Linked DNA regions of Homo sapiens: all the other regions are linked to region 1. Evidence: chromatin contacts called from ENCODE Hi-C or POLR2A ChIA-PET data. All regions are on one chromosome and are shown on one strand. Each heading gives the region's core, a stretch centred on a gene start or an enhancer-like site at or near the end of the contact. The rest is flanking DNA. Distances are from core to core; before and after follow the strand shown.

Region 1 (4,004 bases), core at 1,014-3,513:
TGGGCAAGAGAGTGAAACGCTGCCTCACAAAAAAAAAAAAAAAAAAAAAAAAAGATGCTACCTTTAGTGTCACTGCTTCTGTGAAGCCTTCCAAAAATTGCCTTTTTTTCAATTACTTTCTCCTTTTGACCTCCATTCTCTCTACCTCTGTTATATGATATTGTGCATTATATTTGCTGTGGTTTGTTTATATCTCTCTCAGCAGGCTGAATGTGTTTTGAAGGTGGAGTTCATGTCTTATTCGTATCCCCAGGGTGTGGTGTGCAGTTGGTGGTTAAGTCTGAGGAATGAATGAATGGCCCAAATCACCGAAGATCTTTCAGAGGTGGCAGTGGGGTTTCTTTTTTTCTTTTCGAGATGGAGTCTTACTCTGTCATCCAGGCTGGAGTGCAGTGGCACAATCTCAGCTCACCGCAACCTCTGCCACCCAGGTTCAAGTGATTCTCCTGCCTCAGCCTCCCGAGTAGCTGGGATTGCAGGCACGCACCACCACGTCTGGCTAATTTTTTTATTTTTGGTAGAGATGGGGTTTCACCATGTTGGCCAGGCTAGTCTTGAACTCCTGACCTCAAGTGAACTACCTGCCTCAGCCTCCCAAAGTGCTGGGATTACAGGCGTGAGCCACTGTGCCCACTGGCAGTGGGTTTCTGATGATAGGATAGTTTCATGAAAGTTAGCTTAAAGTACAAAAAACTTTTTTTTTTTCTTTTTTTGAGACAGTCTCATGCTCTGTCCTCCAGGCTGGAGTTCAGTGATCTTGGCTTACTGCAACCTCTGCCTCCTGGGTTCACGCCATTCTCCTGCCTCAGCCTCCTGAGTGGCTGGGACTACAGGTGTGCACCACCACGCCTGGCTAATTTTTTGTATTTTTAGTAGAGACAGGGTTTCACCATGTTAGCCAGGATGGCCTCGATCTCCTGACCTCGTGATCTGCCCGCCTCGGCCTCCCAAAGTGCTGGGATTACAGGCATGAGCCACCGTGCCCAGTGAAAAAGCTTTGATCCTTTGTCTTCAATTGCACCTATGAAAAGGAAGTTTCGTATAAAAGCTGATATAAATGGCTAATAAAGCAGAGAAATAGCTTAAAATTTGACTGTAGACATTTGCTATGTATGATTAATATGTATCAGTTTACAGTTAATTTTAGGAAAACTTAAATTTTATAAATTGCCAAGAAATCACCCATGAAAAACTAATTTTCACTTAGCGGTTTAATTTTTTAACATTAGGATTTTTAAGTTTCGCTAGTCTTATCATCTGGGACACTGGAATTTTGTCTTGTTGGAATTGCTGATTAAACAAAATAATTCTTCAAAAGTGCTTAGCACAATGTTAGGTAAATAGTAAGCACTAAGTAAACATTGGCTTTATTATTATTAGGTGGTCCTATACTATGATTCCTCCTATTTATATCACGTGTGTCTTGCTGCATATTTAAGGACGCTCCCATCTATATGTTTGGACTAGTGCAATAGTAAAGCTGCCAGCTCAGGTGAAGAAAACCATTTAAAAATTTAAAGTTAAGCACATGATGGAAAATTCTTGAATATGTGGTGAGTTAGGTATAAAAAATATAGGGGGATTGTATTGTTGAATACAAAAAAGCCATTAGACTATTTTAAGAATGCTCTCTTCTGTCATTAGGGCTTGGTTATGAATAGTATATCACATGCATGAAAGGAGGTGGTGGCTAGTTTCATTTCCCTAAAACATGTTTCAATGGTAAATTAGAGGCAGCTGTGGTTTACTGACGCATAAACCCAGTGAGGTCTATGATAACTAGTATATATTTACAGTTTGACTCATGGTGCCTGTCAGGCTTTAATCATAGGGGAAGAAGTGATAGTACTTAGACTTCACTGTTTAATCTTCCGTTCATTTGTTTTCCAAGTTTGTTTCAGTCTGTGGGCAGGTTCCCTTTTGATTGCAACATGCAGTCCCTATTTCTGCAGTTTATCTTCATTTGCCATTTTGAGAGGGCTATGAAAGTCCTATGATAAGCTCCTTGTTCTCCAAATCCATGCATATAAGTCTCATCGAGTTGGATGCATTCTAAAGACATTTTGAAATCACATCAACACTTTCAGATCAGCAAGTTATTTCTTAATAAATTACTGTCTTAATGTTAGATGCTATTTTAAAAACACGAAAGAGAGCAGTTTCCAAATATGTGTTACTACTTCCAGGGAATTGTAAACTGGAGTGTTTAATTAAAAGAAGGCCCTAAATTTTTATTATGCTGTCACTGGATATTTGAATAACTAGCTGTAAATGAGTTCTAGTTGTACAAAAGTGATTTTCTAAATCCAGTTGTCCCTATTTCAAAATATAGTTCTAGTTCCTGGGTGAAACTGAAAATGAAATGGCCATGTCTTTATAACTAAAACAAATTAGAGGGTTGCAGCAATAAAATGAACCCACAGAGGGGAAAAAAACCCTTTGAATCAGGTTTTTATTTTCTTCTCCTGAACTGATTGGGTAATTTACTCAACTAATTTTGTCTAGTCATTAGGAAGTTAATACTCCATTCTATAATTTCCTTCCACTCAAGTGAGCAATACTGGTGCATATAATTTGGATTAAGAACATTCCTCTACTCTTACAAATATTTGGATATATGCCTTGAATATGCTTCCTCATTTAGGCCACAGAAATTTATTCAAAGACAAATCAATCAAAGATAATAACATTAACTACTATTTATTAAGCATCTCCTTCATGACAAGACTTTTTCCCATATTGAGATATAATTGACAATTGAAAATTGTACATATTTAAAGTGTACAACATGATGATTTGATATGCATATATATCCATGCATATATATCCATATCCATATCCATGCATATATATGGATATATATGCATATATATGCATATCAAATCATGTCGTACACTTTAAATATGTACATATTTCAATTATGCATATATATGCATATATCCATATCAAATCATATATATATAATATGCATATATATCATATACATATCCATCACCTCACATAGTTACCATTTTCTTTTGTTCTCTCTCTCTTTCTTCCTTCCTTTCTTTCCCTTCTTTTTTATTTTTTGGTGGTGAGAACACTTAAGATCCACCCTCTTAGCAAATTTCAAGTATATAATATAGTGTTGCTAATTGTAGTCACATCGTTGTAGAATACATCTCCAGAATTCATTCATTTGGATAACTGAAACTCTGTAACCCTTTTCCAATATCTCCCCATTCCTCTATCCCTCCAGCTCATGGCAACCAACATTCCACTCTCTGCTGTTCTAAGTTTGACTACTTTAGTTTTTACATATAAGTGAAATCAACACAGTATTTGTTTTTCTGTGTCTCGCTTAGTTTACTTAGCTTAATGTTCTTCAGGTTCATTCATGTTGTAAATGACAGGATTTCCTTTTGTTTTGAAGGCTGCATAATATTCTGTTGTATATGTATACCATATTTTCTTCATCCATTCATCTGTTGATGGACATTTAGGTTGTTTTCATATCTTGGCTATCATGAATAATGCTGCAATGAACGTAAGAGTAGAGATATCTCTTAGAAATCCTGATTTTCCTTTTTTTTTTCAGACAGTCTTGTCACCCAGGCTGAAGTGCAGTGGCATGATCTCGGCTCACTGCAACCTCCGCTTCTTGGGTTCAAGTGATTCTCCTGCCTCAACCTCTGGAGTAACTGGGATTATAGGCATATGTCACCATGCCCGGCTAATTTTCTTATTTTTAATAGAGATGGGGTTTCATCATGTTGGCCAGGCTGGTCTGGAACTCCTGACCTCAGGTGATCTGCCCGCCTCGGCCTCCCACAGTGCTGGGATTACAGGTGTGAGCCACCGTGCCTGGCCTATTTGATCATCTTTTACAGCTTAGGGAATTAAGGTTTAGATGTGGCACAGGACAGAAACATACTTTGAAGATAGGTCTGTTTGACTTCAAAACCTGTGCTCTTTGCCAGGTGCAGTGGCTCACGCCTGTAATCACAGCACTTTGCAAGGCCAAG
Region 2 (4,004 bases), core at 877-3,376, 6.3 Mb before region 1:
CTCAGCCCTGCCCTGGAGCTTTCATAAAATCATAGAACTTGGGCACTTAAATGAGTATTAGCAAGTAGTCTGTCCTTACAATTTTATGGGTTGATGCAACTAACATCCAGAGAGGTAGATCAGTTTGCAGTTGAGTTTGTGTGGGAGGTGGGGAGTAAAACTGAAGATTTTAGTGTCTAGTCCAGTCTTGCTACTATTTTTTTTTTTTTTTTTTTTGAGATGGAGTCTCGCTCTGTCTCCCAGGCTGGAGTGCAGTGGCGCGATCTCGGCTGACTGCAAGCTCCGCCTCCCAGGTTCAAGCAATTCTCCTGCCTCAGCCTCCCAAGTAGCTGGGATTACAGGCGCCCGCCACCAAGCTTGGCTATTTTTTTGTGTGTGTTTTTAGTAGAGACTGGGTTTCACCATGTTGGCCAGGCTGGTTTCGAACTCCTGACCTCAAGTGACCCGCCTGCCTTGGCCTCCCAAAGTGCTGGGATTACAGGTGTGAGCCACCGCACCTGGCCAGTCTTTCTACTATTGCACCCTGACTCTTAGGCCATTTCTTCTAGGGATGGAGGATTCACAAGAAACCATTGCTATCTAAACCTGAAAGGACAGCTATATTCTCTGGGACCTGACTTAGTTAGAGAGTCGCATGCTGTGTGGTGTTTTGTGATTGGGCCATGGATCCTTGAGGGGAAGGAGCACAGTGAGCTCCATTGCTGTTGCTTCATGGTCTTGGTTCTCTGGCACCAAAACATAGCACCATGACAAGTACGATCGTGATGTCCCCAAAGTGAAATCATCTGCCGCTTGAACGTCAATATTTACAAGTTGAATTATTGGAATTCCATGATACCATGTTGTGCTTCTTAAGCAGAGTTAAAATGAAATCTATACAATGACATGCCCTCCACAGCATTAATTCACTGAGTATTTCTTTACTAGCCAGAGCACTTTTGAGAAAACCTGAATATTTTTAGCAAGGTCTTAAGAATATCTTTTTCTTTTATTTCTATATCTAACTTACGTGTTTATTTTATACATCTCTTATCTGTAGGCTGAATCTGGGATATTGTATATCGAATAACTACTAGATTAATTGCTCTTTTGTTAAATAAGCCCAGGTTTTTAAAGGAGGAGCCTGGGGGAAGAGATCTAATACAAGCCCAGTGGGGCTTGGCCATATGGCTGTCTCACATACAGTCCGTCTCACATGTGTTGTCTCAGTCCACTCAAGAGCTCCATGAAAAACGGATGTCTCTAGTGCCATTTTATAGAAGACAAAATAGGCAGAGAGACGTTGAGAGTTTTGCCTATAGTCATGGAGGTGGTAATTGGTAAAGTGAAGATGTGAATGTTTTTCTATTTTCAAAAGCTGCCCTCTTGCCATTTACCCAGTTGTGGGTCATCCTTACATTGCTTTTCACTGAGTTCAAGGGGAATGTGGTTGTGCAGAAAAGTCTGTTTCCTGTTCATAATGTGCTAATGCTGCAAGGCAAGTAGATATCTGGGAGTTTGCTTTGTGTTCAGAAGTCTTTTTGCTGTGGCTGGACAGCATTTGTTGAGATAAGATATTATTCGTGCTGAACTTAACTCCTTTCTGCTGTTTGTTTGAGAAAAAGTACAGTCAATGGGCCTCCAATCATCTAATTTCAAATTTTTGTCCTCTTGTTATTCCTGATTATGTTTATCTCCAGTATAGTTTCTTCCTTTTCCTCCCTGTGAATGATATACTTTGTCCTGGTAATTCTTTTTTACATTTCAGGGGAAGTACTAGATATAGAACACTTTACCTTTATAAAAACATTATCTCTTTCTCCTTTTCCTCCTCTTCATCCTCATCAGTCTTTCTGTACTTACCATTGTTTCAAAGATGCTAATTATTTAATTGGAAGCAATATAAACTTTTTTGCTTTGAGAAAAGGAACTATGATGCTTCTTTTCCCCTGTTTCCTGGTTGATTTTTATATCCAACTGTACATCTAATCTCAAATTTGGAAAACCCTCCATGGTTTAGCTCCACATCTTCTCTGACTCTGCACACCCACTCTTTGTTCCTTCGTATTGACCTGCCTTCCCCTGTCTTTACCCTCCTCCGTTGCCACTGGCTTTTCTCCCAGCTGGTGGTTGGTGTTATGCTTAGCTAGAGCTGTTCCATCTCTTTGGAATCTCTCTCCCCAGTAGAGCCATTGAGTCACTTCCTTGTTTCAGTTCTTGCCTAAACACAGTCCTACTTACTCTTGCAAGAGTTACAATGAATCAGACTTCTGTTTTATTTCATGTTTTCCCTCAGTGCAGTCTCTACAAGTATTTTTTGAAACCTGTATCACTTTAACGTTTTGGGTTCTCTCCTTTGGCTCTAAAAGATGTTCTCTACTGAAACTTAAAATATTTTATACTTTATTATATAATAGTCCTTCATAGCATAATAAAATGAGTTATATACATGTAATGAAGACAATTAATAAGAGTATTTCAGTTTATCATTTTTTAGTGTTTTAAATAGTAAGATTAAGTAGTAGGTTCCTGACATGTGGCTATCTTTATGGAGTGGCCCTTTTAATAGTTAAATATCTGAAGACTTTTAATAAATGTGTCCTGAGAGTTTATCAAATGGCTAGTACTTTAATGCTGGTTATAGGTTTTACCCACACCAGGCACCAGTTGAGGAGGATGATTGGGGCCTGGAGTCCAGCCCATGCTCTGCTCATCCAACTCCATGTCCTGATGCAGGTCACATCCTACAGCTGCCCTTTTCTAATCCCCACACAGGGGTTGATGGAGTCCCAGTATCTGGGATTGGACAAGCATCATTTAATCTCACAATCCTTTGGGGTTGGGATTACTGGCTCAGAGAGGTTGGATGATTTGCTGAACTTCTCACTGCTAGTAAGAAGTTTCTGGGATTTCAATCCAAGTCTAATGACTCCAGTCCAGCACTCTTTTCTTACCACCACTGCTGGATCCTCCTTCCCCAGGACTCTGCACAGTGCAGCAAACACTCTTGGAATGAGGGTACGTTGTAGGCACTATAGGTACCAGCGATTTTAATACGTGAAAATTAAATCTTATAAAACCTTATGAAACCATATTCCACCATCTATCACAATCTCTTCAAATCATCATTCAGCCTCTGAAGCAACTCCAGTGGGGAGTTTTTAATTGACAAAAATTGTAATCCTTGGTTACCAGATAAGTTTTGAACTATCTTTCCTCTCACATTGATAGGCAGATGTAAAAGTGTCTATGATCACAGCCCAACTTTGAATATCAGGGAAGTGCTACAGTATTACCTCAAAAATGAGATTAAAGTCTGAAGATATGTGTTCCCAGTCAGGCCAAGATTTAGATACATACATTACCCTGCAATCTGTAATTTTTGATGACTAGCTTCAAAATTAAAGGTTTTTTTCACTATTGCTTATAATAATTTTGTGTTGTAAATGTAGTAACATGGATATTTGTGGAATAATTGTAATGATTCTTGAACAGCCTTACCTTCTGCATCACAGTGTTCATACAGATGTGCACATAGGAAGGGTTGAAAAGTTATTTTCATGCACTCAGTGTTCCAGGAATCATGACCAGTGCACTGCTGAATCAAGGCTGGGAGTAGCTTTGTTTGTTTTTCTTCCTTTTGCCTTATTTGTATAAGTGCTGTAGTTAGAGGCCCAGGCAGCATGAGCAACTCTAGAGATGTGGAAATGAGGGAGGAGGAGATAAGACAAAAGGAGGTGGTTAGGAGGCCGTCTGCCTAGACGCAGTCCTATTATAGATGTGAGAGCAGCAGAAACACTTGAGTTTTGCTGTGGTGTGTAGTAACTTGTATTTCCTAGATGGGATAATGTAACCTATCAGTATGTAGTGACCACAGAACCTTAGACCTTGCAGAAATCGTAAAGGTCATCTGCTTCATATCCTGGGCATCCCTGAGAGATGGGTTTCCATGGTCAGCTCCTAGTGAAGTCAGCATCTTCCACTGTTAAGGAGCATTAACTGTTGAAAAGATCTTCTGCTTAATG
Region 3 (4,004 bases), core at 1-2,500, 6.0 Mb before region 1:
AGACAAAGCCTAAATATAAAAGATTACTCACACAGGCTCTTACACTGAGTAAGATATTATGTGTTAAAAATCAGGGTTAATAGTTTAACAGGCACATTATGGTTCAGAAATCCCCTGGGGGACTTCAACCATCTTTTCTGGATGTTCACTTTGCCAAATAGGCTGCCTCTATGTCATATCTCTACCTGAAGGGCAGGCTCAGACACTGATTCGGGGAAGTGTCACCCTTACTATACCAAGAAGTCAGACATCCAAGGTCAGACACTACGTAAAGTCAGATACTTCAAGGGCTTTCCTTGGAAGGGAGGATGAAAAGGGAAGGGTGGGAACATCAGCTCAGGTGAGACATATGAATTCAACAAAACATCAGGGATGGTTTGCCACGTTTGCGAGCAGCACAGAAAACGGCAGTTTGCTCCAAGTTCCCAGCACACCAAAGGGGGCAGTAGTGCGTCTGTAAAGCGCGTTGTCAACTTGGTGATAATTTCTGTTTGCATTCACACTCGCCGGCTGATAATCTCAGCTGCTCGATGCAATTCAACAGATAACAATGCGGAAGTTTGGTCTAAAGCTACCTGAAATCACTTCCAAGAGCTCTTCAGATAAAGCTGCCTTTGATAGTCTTCATTAACCCCTCCCATATTTGCCCCTCAGCGTCCCTTGGCTTAGCAGCCCCGGCCTTTGAAGTCCAACCTAAGCATTCTTAGATGGTGAGTGAGGGTCTGCCTTCCCCAGCACCAGCCACCTAGTCAGGCTTGTGGCTCGTCTAACAAACTGGAGCCTGAGATTCTGAGAAAACGAAACCAAACAGTTGTACTCCGGGGTTAACACAGAGCAACTTCCACCTGCTGTGCGAGTTGGTGATCCTCTCTCTTGCCGTTCGAGAGCCCCAGTGAAACTTGAGTGAGATGAGAGAGCATGGAGCCTGCCAGTCTCCCCCTCTGCGCACACACACACGCAAACACATTTAACTTTCCACTTGCAGTGACCTGCCCTTCAGTGTGACTTATCAGCTGTTTGGCTTTTGTCACTAAAGGAAAACAAATTGTGGAATATCCCGCTCTGCATGCTCATGAGATGGCTGAGCCAACTCAGGGGTTATGAGGTGGTTTGCGAGTGAGGAGAAGAATGATCTTCAGTTTCTGACCTCCTGGCACGGTGGCGGGCGGTATTTATCAGGAGGTACATGTGACTGGTTAAGACTCAGAGCCCCAGCTTGAAGGAAACAGCTGCTCTCGGCGTGCTCCGGCACTTGGCAGCTGGACAGGCAGAGTGCTGATGTGAAAAATACCACGACAAAACCACCCTAGTAAGTAACTGGAGAACTTTCCTCTCTCTCTCTCTCTTTCATTCCCTCTCCGTGTGTGTGTGTGTGTGTGTGTGTGTGTGTGTGTGTGTTGCAAGCCACCAACAACTTTTGATTTTGATTTTGGTTTCCCTCTGGCACGATAGAAGGAGATATTTTATTTGTACCTGTTAACAGCCATTGGTGTTTTCACAGCCCTTTTTTAGAACCTGTTATTTTCGGCAACGTGTCTTGTAACTTTGAGGATGAATGGGGCATATGGCTTCATTCCTGTCTAGGAAACAGAAAGTTTGTTTCCCAGTGTTCAAGATTTTTCTAGTCCATGGTGTTTAGGTTCAAAGTCAAGTTCAGGTTATGAAGTAGAGACTTCATTGAAGTGAGTTGATGACTAGATTTGATTTTAATCTGTTTCTACCACTGAAACCTGAAAACGTAGTTGTTTAAAGTAACTTGTGAATTTATTGTATGGCTGATTTGATTTTTCCTATTCAATTTTTGAGAATATCTCATTTAACTGTGTAGAACTGTCTGCAATATAGAAGACTGACAAAATAATATTTAGATTCACATTAGAAATCATATTTAGATTTCTTGCATGGTTTCCAACTAATTGAAAGCTGTATTTTATAGCGACTTTTTTTCCCCCCAACAAGCTAATTCACCTTCATTACTTTAAAATGTTCAGTTGCCCCTGGTCTTCCTTCACCTTCATTACTTTAAAATGTTCGGTTGCCGCTGGTCTTCCTTATTTTAGTGTTTTCGTGATACTCAGGCTGTTTTTTCCTTGTTTATGACCTGACTGGGAAAGTGCTGCCTGCAGCTGATGATTAACTCTGGGAGGCCTGGCATCCAAATTACGGAGAGAACCGGCTCCTTCTCAGGTTCATTCAGCAGTAATGGTGCTTGCGCTTGGGCGAGCAGCAAAGCAGGCACCATGCTGGAACTGAGCTGTTGTTCGGTGACTTTTGTCCTTCCTTGGTAGTCACCAGACAGAATGCTTCAGAGGAAAGGCAAAAGGGGAAAAGAGAGAGGGCAGAGCTCTAAACTGATGACGTAAAGCTCTGAAAGTGACAGGTCTTTGAATCAGAGGCTGCAGGGAGATAACCAAACAGGTTCCTGTTTCTGGAGATCGCGTGGATCTTGAGGAGGGTGGGCAGAGAGGGGCTGTTTTTATTTGAAGTCTCACCAAATAGTTGTTTTGCTTGTGATAAGCCTAGGACAACCTGGAGTGCGCTTGTTTCCTCGTGTGACAAATGGATTCTCATACAGGCTCAAGCTATACGGTTTTCTTTCGCCCTCTGCCCCCTGCCATGAGGGAACACTGTTCTCTCCCCACCCTTACCATCCTTTGTTGTTTGTGGAGAATGGATTAAAAATGACCCAGGGCACGGCACTTCTGCGATCGAGTTTCCCTCAGCACAGTGGGTCTTGAGTACCGCACCAACCAATGTTCTCTGATGGAAGCAGTTTCGGATGCCCTGTCTAAACAAATGGCTAGTCTGACATTGAGAAGTTCTCCACCTTCTTTTCCTTCAAATGTAGAAGAATCCACAAAATGTAGAGTGGCCAATGAGGAAAAATAGTCCCAACTTCTCTGTTCCTCGGTATGGCATTTGTGTGAGGTCCTTGGGTCAGCCCGCGGCCATGTGGTCTGTGACTTCCCTGTCTGACTGCTGGGGGAGGGGGTTCCTCCTGAGTCATTCTTTAGGGAGTTTGTTCCTGGTATAGTTTCAGATTTTCCACAGGTTGATAGTGGAAGAGAACCCTCTGGTGAAATTGTGTCTCCGGAATCATCGAGCCTCCCATAATAAAATGGAATGTCTAAATGGGAGCAGTTGAATTATCCAACTGCTGTATTTTTGAGAGCCAACAGGCTCCTTTGAAAAACCCATGCCTTTTCAAAATATTAATAGCAAAATAATAAAAAATAATGATTTTACTTGCAGATAGTACATCCATTGACTCAAAGACTTTTTGACCTGGATAGGAATGATAGAATGTGCGATTTAACTCTTTCGTATCAAAGATGAGGAAACTGTAGCAAATTTATCGGAGTTACGGTGCAGAGCCAGAAGAGAGAGCTCAAGGCTTCCATCATAATTTCAACGCTAATAACAATCCCTTACTTTTATTGTGCACTTACTCTGCCAAATGATGCGCTAAACAAGTGTATTTATTTTCATAGTCTCCTCACAATAACTCTATGTGTTACATATTATTATTCCAGTTCTATAGATAGGAAACTGAGGTTCTTGACCATACGTAACACAGACAGGAGGGACACCCTTAGTTACTTGACCATATGTAACACAGACAGGAGGGACACCTGGATCTGACTGTAGAACCTGTATACATTAAAAAATAAAAGTGGAATCCCACACATTTAAATGTAAAAACTCACAACATGCAAATGAGAGTATTTCCAGCACAATATGATTACACACACAATGTGTGTTATGCCCTTTTCGAGCTCTCCATGACAGGAAGGGCTAGGTTTCCCCCTGTGACAGTCCAAGCCCAAGCTCTCTCTATAGGATCGCTGGCTGGTGGCATGTTTTTCTCTTTGAAAATAGTTCAGTGACGGTCTTGATGTTGGTAAGAACAGCAACCGGGAACTTTGTTATTAACCTCCAGCACACGGCTCCCATGCCCCTTCTGGCCTTTCCCTCCAGTTTTCCTGTCACTCCTTTCCTTTGGA

What was found. A loop is a pair of places that touch in the nucleus more often than their neighbours do. ChIA-PET counts read pairs that join two places held with the same protein, here RNA polymerase II (POLR2A). Pooled maps may share reads with other maps.
Region 2: a map with no recorded cell type shows a loop between it and region 1 (10-fold over the local background). The contact joins two enhancer-like sites. A Hi-C loop is called at or near these places in 2 of 37 single-sample maps with no recorded cell type and 2 of 50 pooled maps.
Region 3: a map with no recorded cell type shows a loop between it and region 1 (6-fold over the local background). The contact joins the promoter of RASGRP3 here to the enhancer-like site in region 1. A Hi-C loop is called at or near these places in 3 of 37 single-sample maps with no recorded cell type and 1 of 50 pooled maps. POLR2A ChIA-PET finds 5 or more read pairs at or near these places in 1 of 52 experiments (activated CD8-positive, alpha-beta memory T cell).

Annotation. Positions count from the first base shown.
Region 1 is chr2:39,490,533-39,494,536 of GRCh38, forward strand. All of the region lies in intron 3 of MAP4K3-DT (MAP4K3 divergent transcript), which reads left to right. Among named protein-coding and RNA genes, the nearest start is that of MAP4K3-DT, 55 kb to the left of the region's middle. Within about 2 kb of position 2,264, at least 6 of the 41 ENCODE cell types and tissues checked have a DNase peak (open chromatin) inside an H3K27ac peak, as active enhancers do.
Region 2 is chr2:33,208,670-33,212,673 of GRCh38, forward strand. All of the region lies in intron 7 of LTBP1 (latent transforming growth factor beta binding protein 1), which reads left to right. Among named protein-coding and RNA genes, the nearest start is that of MIR4430, 210 kb to the right of the region's middle. Within about 2 kb of position 2,127, at least 7 of the 41 ENCODE cell types and tissues checked have a DNase peak (open chromatin) inside an H3K27ac peak, as active enhancers do.
Region 3 is chr2:33,475,399-33,479,402 of GRCh38, forward strand. It overlaps RASGRP3 (RAS guanyl releasing protein 3), which reads left to right and starts at 1,251. Exons shown (of 18, transcript NM_001139488.2): 1 at 1,251-1,309. RefSeq lists an enhancer at 587-906.